2 separate regions of the Homo sapiens genome follow, and region 2 is linked to region 1. Evidence: chromatin loops called from intact Hi-C (ENCODE). Cell type or tissue: stomach. All regions are shown on one strand.

What was found. Peaks named below come from ENCODE experiments on the same cell type or tissue, not always from the same donor. Only the 100,000 strongest peaks of a DNase experiment are listed, where the experiment ranks them.
Region 2: a loop joins it to region 1, with 4 times the contacts of the local background. A loop is called at or near these places in 2 of 110 quality-filtered maps.

What each region holds. Positions count from the first base shown.
Region 1 is chr13:72,031,620-72,039,619 of GRCh38, forward strand. No RefSeq gene overlaps it. Among named protein-coding and RNA genes, the nearest start is that of DACH1, 170 kb to the left of the region's middle. In stomach, no CTCF peak of the experiment used is centred here; no DNase peak of the experiment used is centred here.
Region 2 is chr13:70,956,585-70,964,584 of GRCh38, forward strand. No RefSeq gene overlaps it. Among named protein-coding and RNA genes, the nearest start is that of LINC00348, 55 kb to the right of the region's middle. RefSeq lists an enhancer at 2,321-3,479. In stomach, no CTCF peak of the experiment used is centred here; a DNase peak (open chromatin) is centred at 4,477.

The DNA of each region.
Region 1 (8,000 bases):
ACTTGAATAGAAATTGATTAAATACTCCAACCAATCAAACGACCTAGAATGGCTAAATTGTTAAAAAAAAACAAGACTCAACTCTATGCTACCTGCAAGAGACTCACTTCACCTGTAAGGGCACACATAAACTGAAAGTGAAAAGATGGAGAAAGATAATTCATGCAAATGCAAACCAAAACAGAACAGTAACAGCTAAACTTACATGAGATAAAATAGACTTTAAGTCAAAAATGTTAAAAAGAGACAATATCATTAGATAATGATAAATGTATCAATTCAGCAAGAGGATATAACATATATATAAGATATATATGTTATAATATGTAAATATTATGCATGCAACATCAGAGTACCTAAATATATAAAGCAAATATTAATAGTTCTGAAGAGAGAGATAGACTGCAATACAATAATAGTAGGGACTTCAACACCTCACTTTCAGTAATAGATAGATGTTAGGCTACAAAACAAGTCCTAACAAATTTAAGAAGACAAATCATATCAACTATCTTTTCTGACCATAATGGTATAAAACTAGAAATTAATAACAGAAGGAACCTTGGAAAATTCACAAATACATGGATATTAAACAACATGTCCCTAAACAATCAATGAGCCAATGAGGAAATTAAAAGGAACATTAAAAAATATATTGAGACAAAAATGGAAACGCAACATACCAAAACCTATGAGATAGAGCCCATATGGGACCACTGCTCTGGCATGAGGATCCTGACCTTGTGTCCACCTCCAACCAGATTCCCTTGGAAAATCTGGCCTGGGGGAGCCTGGTTATTCAAATGGAGGACACAAATTCAGTACACCACCACAATTGAAAACAGTTCAAAGATTTTTACTTACAATCCTAAGCAGGGAGGGCACAATGAGTTGGGAAAGCAGTCCTTCTTCCCCAGGTCAAACAAAGCAGGAATAAAAAGTCAGCAGAGAGAGAGAGAGGGAGAGAGAGAGAGAGCGAGTGCACATGGAAACTACCCGCATACAGAAGGGAATAGGGTGTGGGTTACTTTAAGTTCTTGGGCAAATGTCAAAATTGTCCATCTAAAGGAAGCGCTGGACAAGCAGAGAGCCCAGCCTGCAAGGCAGAAGAGCTACTTCCAAGTTCTTATGTCTGGCCACTGGCTTGAGCCTTTTGGGTGCAGTATTCTACCTCTAATGCCTAGGCAGCAAACTTTGCTGTGTTTTCATTACAGGATCTTGAAAAAATATAGTTTCAGATTCAGTAGATCTGGAATGGAGCCCAGGGTTCTGAATTTCTTAGAAGCTCTTAAACATGCTGATGCTGCTAATCAGTAGACCACATTTTGGGCAGTAAGGGTCTAGAGAGAGAATATCCCTCCATATAATTTCTCTAATAATATTTATAGTTTTCTGTATAAGGGTCTTACACATATTTTGTTCCTAGGTATTCAAAAGTATATAAATCACATCTATATTTTAAACTTTTATATTCCATTTTTGTTGATTTATAGCAATTCAATTGATTTTTTACATGACTTTCTTGCTCAACTCATTTATTAATTCTAATAATTTATCTTCATATTCTTTTAGATTTTCTAAAAATACAATCATCATATAAAAATAATGACAATTTTATGTCATTCTCTCTACATCATTTACATTTTATTTCTTTTTCTGGCTTGATTTCCCTGATGAAAATCTCTAGAACTATGTGGAATAGAGACAATGATAGCAGACATTTTAATTCCATAAATTCATAGAATTTGTTAAAAGAATATTTCTTAATTTCTGAACATATGAAATATTCTAGTTACTTTTTGTTAAAAATTGATTTGTAGATTATTTTTACTGTGTTCAGAGGACAAATTGAATGTTTGCTGAGATTTCCTTTATTACCAGATTGTGGTCAATTTGAAAAAATTTTCCATATGCCTGAAAAGAAGGTATTTTCTGCAGATGTTAGATGCAAGGTTATATAGATATTACATTAGGCCAAGTTTGCTAATCTTATTGTTTAATGGCCTAAACTTTGCCTATCCTTACCAATATATGCCTGTTTGTTAAATCAGTTACTGAATTTTGTTAAAAATCCCTCATAATTTTGGATTTTTCTGTTTCTGATTGTATTTAATTAATTTTGGCTTAAGGCTACATTACTAGATTCATAAAAAATGTTGTATCTTCCTAGTGACTTGAAAATGTTGTCATTATGAAGTGCCTCTCTATATTATTATCAAGTTTTTAGAAGCCTGCTTTGTCTGATATTAATACAGCTACTACAGCTTTCATTTGGATTCTGCACCACATGTCTTTTCCATATTTTGTTTTCAAACAGTTTTTGTGATTTTATTTCAGGCGTGTATTTGTAAGTAGCATGTAGTTGGGTTTTGTTATTGGTCCAGTATGACTGTTTTTATCTTTAATAAGATGATTTAGATTATATATAATTAATGTAATTTACTGATATAATTGAGCTTAAATAATCATAGTGATTCCTACTTTTCTATCCATTCTGTTTCTCATGAGACCACATAGAGCTAATTTTATTATTTCTTTTTTCTGCTAGTTTTAATTCATAATGTCTTGCCTCCTTGTGTGCCTTGTTACTTTTTATTCTGTGGCAAACATTACATTTGCAAAATATTAGACATAGAAATATCCTGAAATCTAGGAGAGTTCTCCAGAGAGCATTTATGTTTAATTTAGTAAACAACATGTGACAACTATCTGGATCATTTTAAGCCAATTTCTTGGATTGAAATAATTTGAAGCTGAACCACATCCTATCTCTTTGGTTAATCTATGCTACCAGATTATGCCTTTTGAGAGTCTCACCTCAACATGATGATGGTTTATCCAGGCTCTGTATTTGACAGACTCTACACTTGAATCCTGCCTCTCAGCTCTACAGTCTATCAAACCTATTACTCGGTTTTTCAGCCTCAAATCAGCCCCTGCTGATTCCCAAGTACACTCTGAGCAAATGTGACCCCGCAGTATCATCCCCTACCTCAGGCCTCTGTTCTTTCTTTGGTTTTCATCTGCTTCCCCTCCCCCCACTATCTTATAACTTCTCTGATGCTTTCAAATAAATTTTTTAAGTGTTTTTTTCCTAGTAAGTGTGATCTGAATTACTTAATAGCCATTAATAGAAGAATTTCTCTCATATTCTCTTTTATAGGTTGTTCTGGAAATAGATTTGCAAACTCATTTGTCCCCTATATTTCCTTTTCAGTATGTAGTATGTAAAGTTCATTCTTTTCTACCTAAAGAACTAATATGGAAACATTAAAAAATTTATAATTATGACTTTTCAAAATTAAGTCTCTTGGATATAAAGTGGGAACATTTATTCTGAAAGGAAAAGAAATGGACTAAATGTAATTACTTGAATGCAAATCCACCTTTTTTTGTAGGTCAGCATTCAGATGATTTTCACAGTTGTGGGAAAAGCCTTTGTGGGAGTATTGGTGAAAGGCAATGTCCTTCCTTTTACCTCTCCCTATGAAAACCAAAGAGGAAGCTCCAGTTTCTGTTTATCTACTAAGAGCCAGGCCAAAGTGACCCAGAAGCAGATCATCCATCCCTCCCTCTCAGGGCTTTGGCTTTTCGGGGAATGATAATAAGACTGAGGACAACTGGGAAATTACTTAAAGATTGCAGTGTTTGGAGCCTGGGAATAAAAGATGCATATGGTTTTGAACATCAGTGTCTCCATGAATGTCCAGCAGCAGAATGTCCAGAGTTCCAAATGCCTGAAATATTATCCTGGCTTAGTTAAATTGGCTCTCTAGCTCCCTTTTCTCTATATGTTTGCCCAGCCTGGCTATTCAGGGTTTTATCTGATATCCTTCCAATAAATTGCTTTTCTCTTTAAATTAGCCAGCATTAATTCTGTTGCTTGGAAATTAGCTAAGTGGAAATCAATTAACAAATTTCTTCTGAAGCATAGAAAATAACTCAGTATTTCCTATAATAAATATATTTAATTTACTATGATGTATGTTATCTAAATTACATGCACATATTTCAATAATTCTATTCTGATTTACAAAAAGCATGACTACTTCAGAAGCTGTTATGCATATTTTTTAAACATTTCTTTATTTATAGATATTAAGAAATTAACACAGTTAAAAGATATATAATCAATCATCCAAATAATTTCCTCAGTAATGCAGTTTATTGACAATTGAAGGGATGGATTCAAGAGAAACTATTGAGACATACGAAGTTCAATTTTTATTATTTTTATTTCATTTTATTTTATTGTTATTCTTTTAGAGCAGGGTCTTGCTCTGTCACTCAGGCTCAAGTGCAATGGTGTGATCACAGCCCACTGCAGCCTTGAACTCATGGCCTCAAGTGATCCTCTGGCCATGGCTTCCCAAAGTGCTGGGGTCACAGGGTCATGAGCCATAATACAACACACAGCCCTAAGTTCAGTTTTAGGAACTTATTGCAAAATTCTGCTTTACATGTGTTATAATATGAAATGCAGGCTTCAGGATTTGAAGTTTAACTGATTGCAAGTTACCATGGAAGGGCTAAGATGCTACCATAGATCAGCTTGGTAGGACAGAAAGACAGAAGGGGTGAATGACCTAAATTGAAGGGCTGAAAAATGTAGACCTATTTAGTATAAAAGCAAGTTATTCAATTGGAATAGCATTGTCCAGGCATTGTTCACAGAAAACAACTGAAATTACAAAAAATGATCTCAGAAATGGGGGTTGGTGAGCCAGTGACACTATTGGAAATCTAGAGGAGCAGCTGATATTTAGGAGTCTGGTCTATACTTAGATGTCAATCGACATGACGGGATGAAATTCTATGGTGAAAAGATGGGTTACTTACAGGACAGGGGTGGGGTAAGACCAAAAACAAAAGAGCAGGATCATATTCTTAGGAATATAATAAACCTTAGTGGTTTCTCCTATATTTCACCCCCCAGAAGGGAATGGGCTAGTAGGCAGATTCACAAAAGATCTGAGGCACAAGGAGAAAAGGGTGGGCAATGTAAGGTAAGATTCCTGGGTTCCAGCCTGCACATCAGAATGGAATCCTGCACTGTCCTGTCCTCTAGAACTAGATTACATTACAGAGGCCTGGTGGTCAGCACTGTCTGCCTCCCAGCCAGCTCTCAAATAGCCCCTTTACTCAATGGGAATCCTTGCCCTTGAGCCAAGGATCAGAAGAGAAGGTTCTCTACTACCTGATCGCCATCTCTTTTTATTGATGTTTCTGTGTGAAAAGAGATACAGGGAAGGAACAAACAACCTTTGAAAAAAATCACTGTTTGTGCCTTTCTTCTTAGTCTTCTTGGGGACAATACAGATTTAAACAAAGAAAATTAGTAACAGCTTCATTGGGAGTTTTAACTTCAAACTAATCACACTAGGAAGGATATCAGCCACCTTTTAAGCACTCATTAAGTGATAGGTATTTTTACTGGGTAAGTTGGGTAGGGCCTTCTCCTCCTATAGCCCATCTTTAGGCATTCCAGTAAGTCTACATCTAACTCTCTTACCATCTCAGTGTGATAAGACTGACAAGCCTAGATGAGTTTTATCTACATAAACTCCTGAAACAACAGAAATTAATGCAGAACCCATTATCAGAAATCATAGTATAGCTGGTACACAGCTCTGATCATTGCAAATGAGGTTTCAAATAGACCTGGGAGCACTTTAAGTTCTTTAGAAGTGTTTTCCAAATCAGAAAATCTTTCCCCTAAAAGCTTCTCTGAAATTAACATGGATCTTGACCAAGGATGATTGGTCCCTTCCCAAGAAAGTGTGACTGTCATTAGATTGTACTGAGTAGCCTGGTTTGTGCTATAATCCTTTAATATGTTTTCTGTATTAAAATTAATGTAAAGTCATCAAACTTTGATTTTAGCCAATGCCTACATGTGAACATATAAAAGGACATTATTTCTTTGGGAATAATAACAATGCGATTTTTCCATAAAAAACTATTTTCTTGAAAGAAACATCTATGGATGAATTGAATTCTAAGTTTCTCTAAATGAGGCCCTCTTAACTCCCAATAAAGCTACATGTGCATACATGTAATTTTGCACAGTTAATTGGATGATTTGATTTGTATAAAAAGTGACTCAGATAAGTATTATTTTTGAGGCATCCTTTTTCATTGTAAAATGTCATTCAAAAAAAAAAAAGAAATCTGATAGAAAAAAGTCAGCTGTAATTCCACTATCCCGTTAAATAATTGTTACACCTTAATGAATCTCTCTAGGGCAGGGATGTCTAATCTTTTGGCTTCCCTGGGCCATGTTGGAAGAAAAATTGTCTTGGGCCACACACAAAACACTAACACTAATGATAGTTGATGAGCTTAAAAAAAAATCGCAAAAACATCTCTTCATGTTTTAAGAAAGTTTATGAATTTGTGTTGGGCCACATTCAAAGCCATCCTAGGCTGCATGTGGTCCACGGGCTGTGGGCTGGAAAAGCTTGCTCTAGGGTTTTGAATGTATTCCATTTCTTTTTAAAACAAAGTTAAGATCACAGAATTTGTGTCTGTCTTAATGGTGCTTTTTCTGGGCATCATTATAAGAATTTTATGTATACAGTAGTAACACATTTAGATCTCATGGTAATATTATATGTGTTATTATTATGAACATTTTACAAATGAAGGCATTGAGGCACAGATTGGTCAAGTAACTTGCCAAAGATTTCTCAAGAAAGTGATTAGGTTAGGATGGAACTCCAGCTCTCCTCGCAACTTCTATGACAGAACCTGAGCATTTTGAGTGGCTGTGCAATACTCCATTGAATAACTATATCACCCTCCTTATCACTGAATATTTAGGTTATGTGCCAACTCAGCCTAATAATTCAACGAACTTTCATATTTGGAAATATGTGCAGAGACTACATTTCCAAAAGAAGAATTGCTAAATCAAAAAGTTTCCATGTTTTCTATGTCCAGAATTTAAAATTTTTGAATTACATCGCTGATCTTTTCCATCATGATTACTTCTATTGTTTATATGCTTATTGATAATAAAATAATTTTGCATACTGTAGGTAGGGCACAACTTTCCAAAGCAGAGAAATATTGCAATGTACCAGGTATAGATAAATTCATAATTGCATGAATGATTATACAATTAGGAATGCAACATTATCTGTAGAGAAAGATTCCCAAAGAGACTTCTGATCATTGTTTATGTATAAATTACATAGATAATGTGTAGCAGTGATCTTGAAACTTCTTGACTCCTGAGAGAACTACAAAATCTCCCTTGTCAATATACATATTGACCCATCCTGAATGTGACACTATTCTCAATGCTCATTGGCATTTGGGGATTAAGCATAGCTCTGACACTTGAAAGAGATATGTCAGTGGTAAAAATTAATGAAAAAGTTTTTGTTTCAGTGAAAATTCTTTGGTTGCATGCCGCAAAAAGGACTGTATTGTAAAGATACTTGGTAGCTTGTATATTTAAAGGAAAAGTTGAACAACTAAAACTGCGTATTGTAAATAATTAGACAAGCAGCTTTGGAAATTTCAGGCAGGAACACATGGATGATTTCATCTACAAGCTGGTGATAGAATACATTTTATCATTTGTAACTTCATTAGAGATTCAGATTCCTGAGAAAGAGAGTTTGATTGGCTTATCCCTCAACTGAAACTGGGAGAAGGAAAGACTGAACTTGACAGTCCCACTGCTACCACAAGGATTTCTAAAAAGCTGAGCAAGCAAAAGCAGTCGCTGCCAAATTCAATTTCCATCTTAATGTGGTAACAGAAGCGCAGAAGTCAATAAATTCTTAAATACCCAGAAAACATCTTCATGTTGGCAATCCATGCCATGAAATGTTTTAATCAGTAGACAGTGGCAATGTACTAACTTCACAAAGACATCGCTTTGATTTGTTGTTGATTTTCAAATTTAGCCAATACTAGAATAGTGTTAGTTCTAAACTGGGATCAGGAAACACAACATCAAGGAATAGTTGGCAGTTAATATGAAAGAC
Region 2 (8,000 bases), 1.1 Mb before region 1:
AGAAATCTGAAAATGTTATAAATATGGCATAAGACAACTTATGTAAATGTATACTAAAAATTAATTTTACCATTTGTATAGAAGTACATATGGACTGACTGAGGATGTACATACAAAAAGAATATTAGGGATTGAGGGAAGAAGTTGAGGAGATGGGAATTTAGGGCTTACTTTTCTGTTATACAATTATTGTTTTCTAAAACTGAAGGAAAAATAAACTTGTTTTAAATAACAATTCTGATTTATCTAATTGATCTTCTCTCCTAAAGGTTCAATCTGTCCCTTCAGATTTGGTCTTCAATTTAAGATGGATCAGTGAGAGTTAGTATCATGTTCTAAGATCATTCACATTAAGCAATTTTTCTTTAGCAACTTGTAGAATTCTTATCAAAAATCAATAGAGATTAGACTGGTCGTGATGTAACACCTGTAACCCCAGCACTTTGGGAAACCAAGGCAGGCAGATCACCTGAGGTCAGGAGTTCAAGACCAGCCTGGCCAACATGGTGAAACCCCATCTCTACTAAAAATACAAAAATTAGCCAGATGTGGTGGCGGGCATCTGTAATCCCAGCTACTCGAGAGGCTGAGACAGGGAGAATTGTTTGAACCTGAGAGGCAGAGGTTGTAGTGAGCAGAGATTATGCCACTGTACTCCAGCGTGGGAGACAGAAGGGGACTCAGTCTCAATAGTAACAATAATAATAATTAATAGAGCTTAGACTGTATCAACATGAAGTCAGACAGATCATGTGAGACCCCAAATCCTTATTGAATTTTCTCAATATTCCATCTTGTGCTCCATATGCAAAAGTTGTTGTCAGGGAAATAAAAACTTCTCTGTTTTGCTCAAGGGATAGAATCATAATTTCTGAGGCAATAAAATAGTTCATTAAAATAAGAATATTGTTTTTATGCAGGATAGTCACATGAAGTTGTATTCTACTAGCAATGGATATACACAACTGAATAAGGATAGTATCGAATTAAACTCATTTTGGGGCCATCTTAAGTACAATTTCTCATTTTGTGAGAAGTCATCCTCTAGATCGTCAAAAGCAAAACAGACTATAGACTAGAGTGCTACATATAGGTCAATCTGAAAAGGTGGAAGAGAAGTGAAAAGCAATTCTTGTGCTCTAGTCAGTAGTGTGTTTATCTTTGACAGCCATTACGTGTCAAAAATTACTGACCCTTACTTAATGATATCTCTATTGTTTTGGGAAGCCTAAGCAGTGGTAATAAATAGGCCCAATAGGTATCATGAATCCTACATCATCGATGATCATTCTTGCTTGCTTCACCACACAGGCACGTGTTCCCAATTTGCAGCAATTCTTTGCAGCTATTCCGGTGTCCATGCTTCTTGCTTTTTGTAACCCTACTATTTCTATAATCCCTATAATCTGCACTCATTCATAGGGGAGGAAAGAAGACACAGACGGGGCAAGGCCACTTTTTGAACGCCTCAGCCTAGAAATGCGCTATGCCACTCATTCTCACATTCTTTCTTCTAGAAATGGCCACACCTAACAGCAAGGGAGGAAGGAACACATAGTCTGGTATGTCCAGGATGAAGAGAACATAAATTTAAATAAACAGTTTGCAGTCTCCATCACATTATTCGGAGATTAAAAATATTTTTCTCAAGTAAAGATCTTTCTTAGAGATTAGCTTTGAAAATAAAGATGGTACAATATCCTAAATTTATTTGCTGCAAGATAATTTTACAATGTGGCCACATCTGATCAGGCTTAATAACCAAGAATTAAACATATGATTGTGAAACCTTTATCTAGGGCTTCCAATTTCATTTAGTGGGAATTGATAAGTCTTTACTACTCTTATTTGTTCAAAGAAGAAACCATTATATTATTAGTGTTCAATGTAACATATACCTATTCTTGGCTAAGGTAAAGAAAATACAAGTTATGTTTGCTATTAAGAAGACTAGAATGTATTGACTTATTACTGTTTAATATTACTGTTTAATTAAATGGTAAAATATTGCCACAATAAAGAGAAAAATTTGCCATATATCTATAATGCAAGAAGTATATATATATATATATATGTATATATACACATATATATATACATACATATATAGAGAGAGAGAAGGAGAGAGAGAGAGAGAGACCAATAGAGATGTTCAGAGGTGAAAATAATTTTGCATTTCATTTTTCAATATTTGAAATCTCTTTCCACTTCTTTTATAATGTGCTTCATATACCAAAATATATTTTGTAATTTATGAGTGGAACTTCCCTCGTCTAAATATCAGCTTAAGAACATTTTTTTCTCTAAAAAATATGTGATTGAAAAAAGAGAACTGCAAAGGATATTTCAAATAAAATGTTTAATTAAAAAAACCACAACAGATATTATGGACATTTAAAGTTTGAGGCTTCATGCTGTATTCCATTTGGTTCAGAGTATAGTTTTCATGATTTATTGACAGCTGCTTTAGATGGTTCTTTATTTTCAACTCATCCCAACCCTGGTCAAACAATACAGCCCTCCTGCTTTTTTCAATATTTTCCTAATATCTCAGCTCATTTAATTCTATTGATCCACTGAAGAGTATAATGGCACTGAAACTGGGATTAATAGCACCTCCCTTTTCCAGTGCTAAGAGCTTTCCTATTGAGTCTGTGGACCATCACATGAAATCACAAATGTAGACAAAAAAGTAGAGTGACCTTTACCGGCCACTATTGTACTGAAAAATTCAGTAAACCTTAGAACATCATTTTCAATTTTATGGCACTGTTTTCTTAAATAATAAGAGAAAAGGGGAAAAAGGAAAAACTGACCCCTGTTCAGCATTTACTTAAGCAGAATTGGCATTAATAGAGTATTCTGTCAAAAATTCAAGCTCAAGAAAATGTATGGCTTTGTCCACAGCAGCAGCTATCTTAGCAGATTGCACTGTCACTGCTTCACACAAAGCGCATTGCAACACCATTAGTGGACATAAATAATGCACAAGCTCTTATGCAGTACTCAGCTAAGTGCATGGAAACCTTGGGCTCCTGTTGTCAGAAATTCAATGGATTAGTACCTAGATTTATTTTAAGTCTGTAAAGCACTTTGTTCTTGACAGCGTTCAAAGTAGAAAGAGTGCTATCCTGAATGCGCATCTTAATACTGTCATTCCTGTCTTGTAAAGAGTAGATGATATATGGGCTGCAATATTTCGTTTTAATATTTAAAATTTTCACTGTGCGGATGCAAAGAAATATATTAATAGTTATCTGCTGTAACCTTATTGATCTGGAAAAGAACAAAGATAACCTGTAAAGTTTCACAGTGAAGCTAGTAAAATGGAGGCATTATAATTACGTTTTAGTAAAACAGATACACAAACTCTAATCTTTATACATCATCTTTGGAAAATATGGAAATTTGGACATCGCCTTTCTTTGTAAGTTAATACTGCGCATATGAAATCATATTTGATGGGAATTTTTAGCACATTTTAATCTAATTAGCAGTATTTACAATTCTGTAATTCCTTCAACTACATAAGAGTATTGTTTCTTTTTTGAAGGCTAAGTGATTTTACAGTTAACATTTTGCTGAGCAAGAACTATTCTAAAATGTTACTCCAAATTGCTTCCCTATAACTTCAGAGATTGGGGGCAGTTTCAGCCTGTAGATATGTTCAGGATTTAAGCCTGATAATCTTCCATGCATTGAAAGGATAAAAGACACTCTTGTGTAAGTTAAAAACAGTTTTCTATTGATATTGGAGATGTAGTAGAAGAATAGAGATATCTCATGTGAAGGTCAATCTTTCTCAATTCTATGAAGACATAAAATCTTATTTTAAAATAATAACAGTTACCTTTTCACTCAGCCTACATGGTCCATGAATTTCAACACAATTTGTTGAAATGTCACTCAATGAATTAACTATTCATTATCAAGCTCTAAGATTCTAAAGTGAAATATGTAACTAATGACTATTTATAATTACATATATTAAGACCATTTATTAGGCTACATGCATGATGTCATGTCAAATGGTTCATATTTGACCACATCTGACTCTTAAACTAAAATTTGTTTTTTAACACAAGTTTCTCAGGATTGTGAAGACTAATTTCATTCTAATTACAACTTTCATTATTGAGTTAAAAATATGCCTATGTTTCATAATTTCAGTAGAAAATTCATCAAACACACTGCTGAGAGGGTTGTGATTTGTTGCTTACAAAGATAACATAATAAGAAGGCCAGTAAATACTGTGTTTCAAGACGTATTTAATATACCCTTAAATGAAAGATCATATTCTGGAGAATGACTATGACTTAAGTAATTTTATATTAAGGAGTTAAGTTTTCAACTTAGTAAATTTTTTTGCTCCAAAGCAAAGCTCCAAAATTCTTTTGCTTTACACAGCTACTTCAAAAACCAGTACATAATTTGCATATTCGGATCAATAGGTGGCGCTTTTCCCCTTTCTGACAGTCTCGTTTTCAGAATCCTGTTAGAGTCAAACTTATTGTTACAAATCTTCAATATTACCGATAGAATGCCGAATATTCTAACTAGTAAAAGTTGATTTTTAACTTTTGCAAGCTTATAAGGTTTTAAATTATTGTCAGCTTTTAAAAACTATCCTTTGATACATCATCAAATTTCGTTACCAGTGATCATACTCAAAGAGAACTCTCAGTTATTTGTCCTGTAGCGATATTCAGAAATTATCACTCAGTTTCTTTAATCCTTAAATTATTCCCCACTTATCCTGGTAGAAAACTTCTGGAAAGTAGCATTTTGGAATACCTGATATAGGGTCCCTTCAAATACTGCTATCATGATAAACGTACTTTAAGATTTACAGGAAATTTATCAAAAATGAAACATAAATTTATATTATTGCAAAATGCTTTTAGAATACATATTTTAAAATAGTAAATGTAAGTAGAATATTTCATCAAAAGAAAACAGAATTTTGTATCTGGATTGCTTTTATGAGGATTTATTTATTTACACTGAGTCCTTTTAATTTAACTAAATCTGAGGATTACAAGCAATCAAAGATCTTTGTAAATGGTAGTTGATAATGTTGTAATTTGAAATATAGATGTATTTATAAAAATATTTTATTTAGAATAAATTTATCTAAATTTACACTAAAAAGACATGTCCATAAAATGTTTTCTTCTCACAAAAAGCAGGTAGTCACATTAAACATAGACTGTTTTTTAAGATAATGTACTATAGAAACATAGTCTTTGTTTTTGATTATTTAAAAGATGATTACAGCATGAATAGTGGTTTAAAATATAAGCAACATGATCACTTTCTAATTAAAATGACAGTTTGTATTTTAAAAATATATCTTTATTAAACACAAACATTTGACTACAATAAAGGCATTATTTTAAAGTATAACAAAATTAGGATGGCTATAGATCTTCACATTTTATATCTATTTTTATGTGTCTCATCTTGTTTCCCCCAGTTTCTTCACTACCTTTTCTTCCTCAGTTTGTTTAGGTATACACACACACACACCCACACACACACACATGCATATATATGCAAGCTGTTTGGGGAAAGGAATATATACATACATATTCTGATATGTATATATATATCAGAAACTCTTATGTTAGAAAATATTTTGTCAAGTGTATAACAAGTCAGAAAACTACAAAAAAGTTACACAAATTCTTTATTTGAAATAGGACGACATTTCTTACATCATAAAGCCAAATAAATACATTATATGAATTGTATGACACAATTGAAAGAGCTACATTTTTCAGAACATACAATGTTATTGCATTCTTCCAACCATAGCAAGAAAAATCAAATTTTACAACAAAAATGAGACTTATACAAGATTAGCTTAAATTTCCTCCTCCGAAGAAACATTATCATGTAAGTGACTGAACATTGTTGTGTATTTTGGTATCTTCTCAGTGGTATTGATTCCCTCCTAAGCATGACCGTTCCTGGAAACCTATGAGCAACTGTGAGTGAGGATCCAACCACTTCCCCTATCACTCACAATAATAGTGTTTGTTTGGTTACTCTAGAATTCCCTCACCTCTCTATGCTTCATCCCTTCTACTCCAAGGTAGACTTAAATAATATGAAGAAAGTTTATGTTTGCTTTCTTCTAGAAATTAAAGATTTTTTCCAGAAGAAATTATATTATGGAATTAATGATGCAAGAAGTTGCGTTGATATGAGGTACTACCTTTTAGGCATTTTAATTAAGCTTTCTATACTTTGAAGCTGTTTGGGGAGAGGAACATACTGCATTATTTTTTAATGCAAACCTTTGGGAGGTTCATGATACAGAGGCTAGACTTTAAAGAGCATTGCTCTTTATGTAATTCTGGGTTGTGCTTATATAGAGCTTGACATTATTAGACGACACTAAAAGATAAAATACAAATTCTATACCCTCCAAATTTAAAAGGATCACTGTAACTCTGATAAATGTCAAGTATCAATAGTAGTACGCTTAAACAGTCCTGAAGAGACAAAAACTGATATGATAGGCACAGCCCTGCATTATTGAGACAGCAATGATAAAGAACAACACTTAAGAGATTTTACTAACAGTTTAAGAGTTCTGGCACGGTATAGCCTGTGTATAATGAGGCTTCTAAACGTTCAGCTCACAGAACTAGCGTTTGTGGAGATAAAATACTTTACAAACTCTGTTTCATTAATCTTTACAATATCTCTGTGAAGAATTATGAACACCAATCAACAGATTACAGAGTGACAGCAGTAAAATATTGGATGAATTGCCAATCCTCTCAAAGAGAGCCCTGAAGATTCTCCTTACAATGAAGTTATTTGTTTTCCTTTTTAAAATACCAGTCCTCTAAGACCAAGTTAATATGTTAAACCCTACAAAGAACCAATATGTTTTGCTTTGTTGGGAAGAAAAAAAAAGTGACTTCTCGATAGAGAAGGCCTGAAATCACAACATTTTGAATTCAATAATAGGTTAAACCAATATTTCAATGCCAAATTACATGAATATACAAAAGCAAATCTTCTGAAAAATGTACTGTGTATTATGTGACTCTTTTCAAGGCCTAGTCTAGTGTCCATATTAATGCCAGATAAGAATTTCAATCTTGCAGTAAATTAGTCTAATCATATTATTAAATAACCCATTCAAGTGATTTTAACAGCACATTGTTTGCATTGTATTATTAACAGCCCTTCAAAGGGCAGACAACATCATCACCATCAATAAATAGCTATTGACCACTTACTGTGTATAGCTTGAATTTTTGAAAGATCATATTGTTTCCAATTTGTTAAGCTAATCTTTTATAGAATTTTTTCATGTTAACAAATGAAATTCATTTCATATCCATATGGCAAAAATTAGTCCAGGGCTTCTAAAAAATTTAGAAACCATTTTAACAATTGGATTTTATAATGTATTCAATGGTTTATGAAAACAATGAATATAGAAAGGAAATTATAGAAGCATTCAAGAGCTATGTAATAGCACCAATATCTGCTAAGTTGTAAAAGAGATATAAATTCTCCCATTTCTCCCCACCAATGTCCATACAATTAAAAGCATAAGTTATTCTGCTGTATGTATTGGTTCTGCCAATTCTGTCCATTTACCACTGCTGCATCCCCCGGCCCCTGTAAACAGCATCATTGTGTACAGTTTTACAGGTTTTAATTGTACAACTCTTTAGGAGACCATACACTTTGCAGTCTAGGAGAATGGCACCACCTAGAGGTGTGCAGTACACAAGCTGCACAATCAGACATACACACCAAGTCACCATCACCTCTCATCTGAACTACTCCAATAGTTTCTTATTTTACCTGCTTCCTCTGATCATTGTCTACTGATCCTTTAAAAATGTACAACGCACCATGATATTTTTCTATGTATAACCCTTCCATAGCTTTCCATTGCATTTCAAATACAATTAAAGTATCTTATCTTTTCAATAACTGTTTTTCTACTTAAAGTTCACTTTTTATG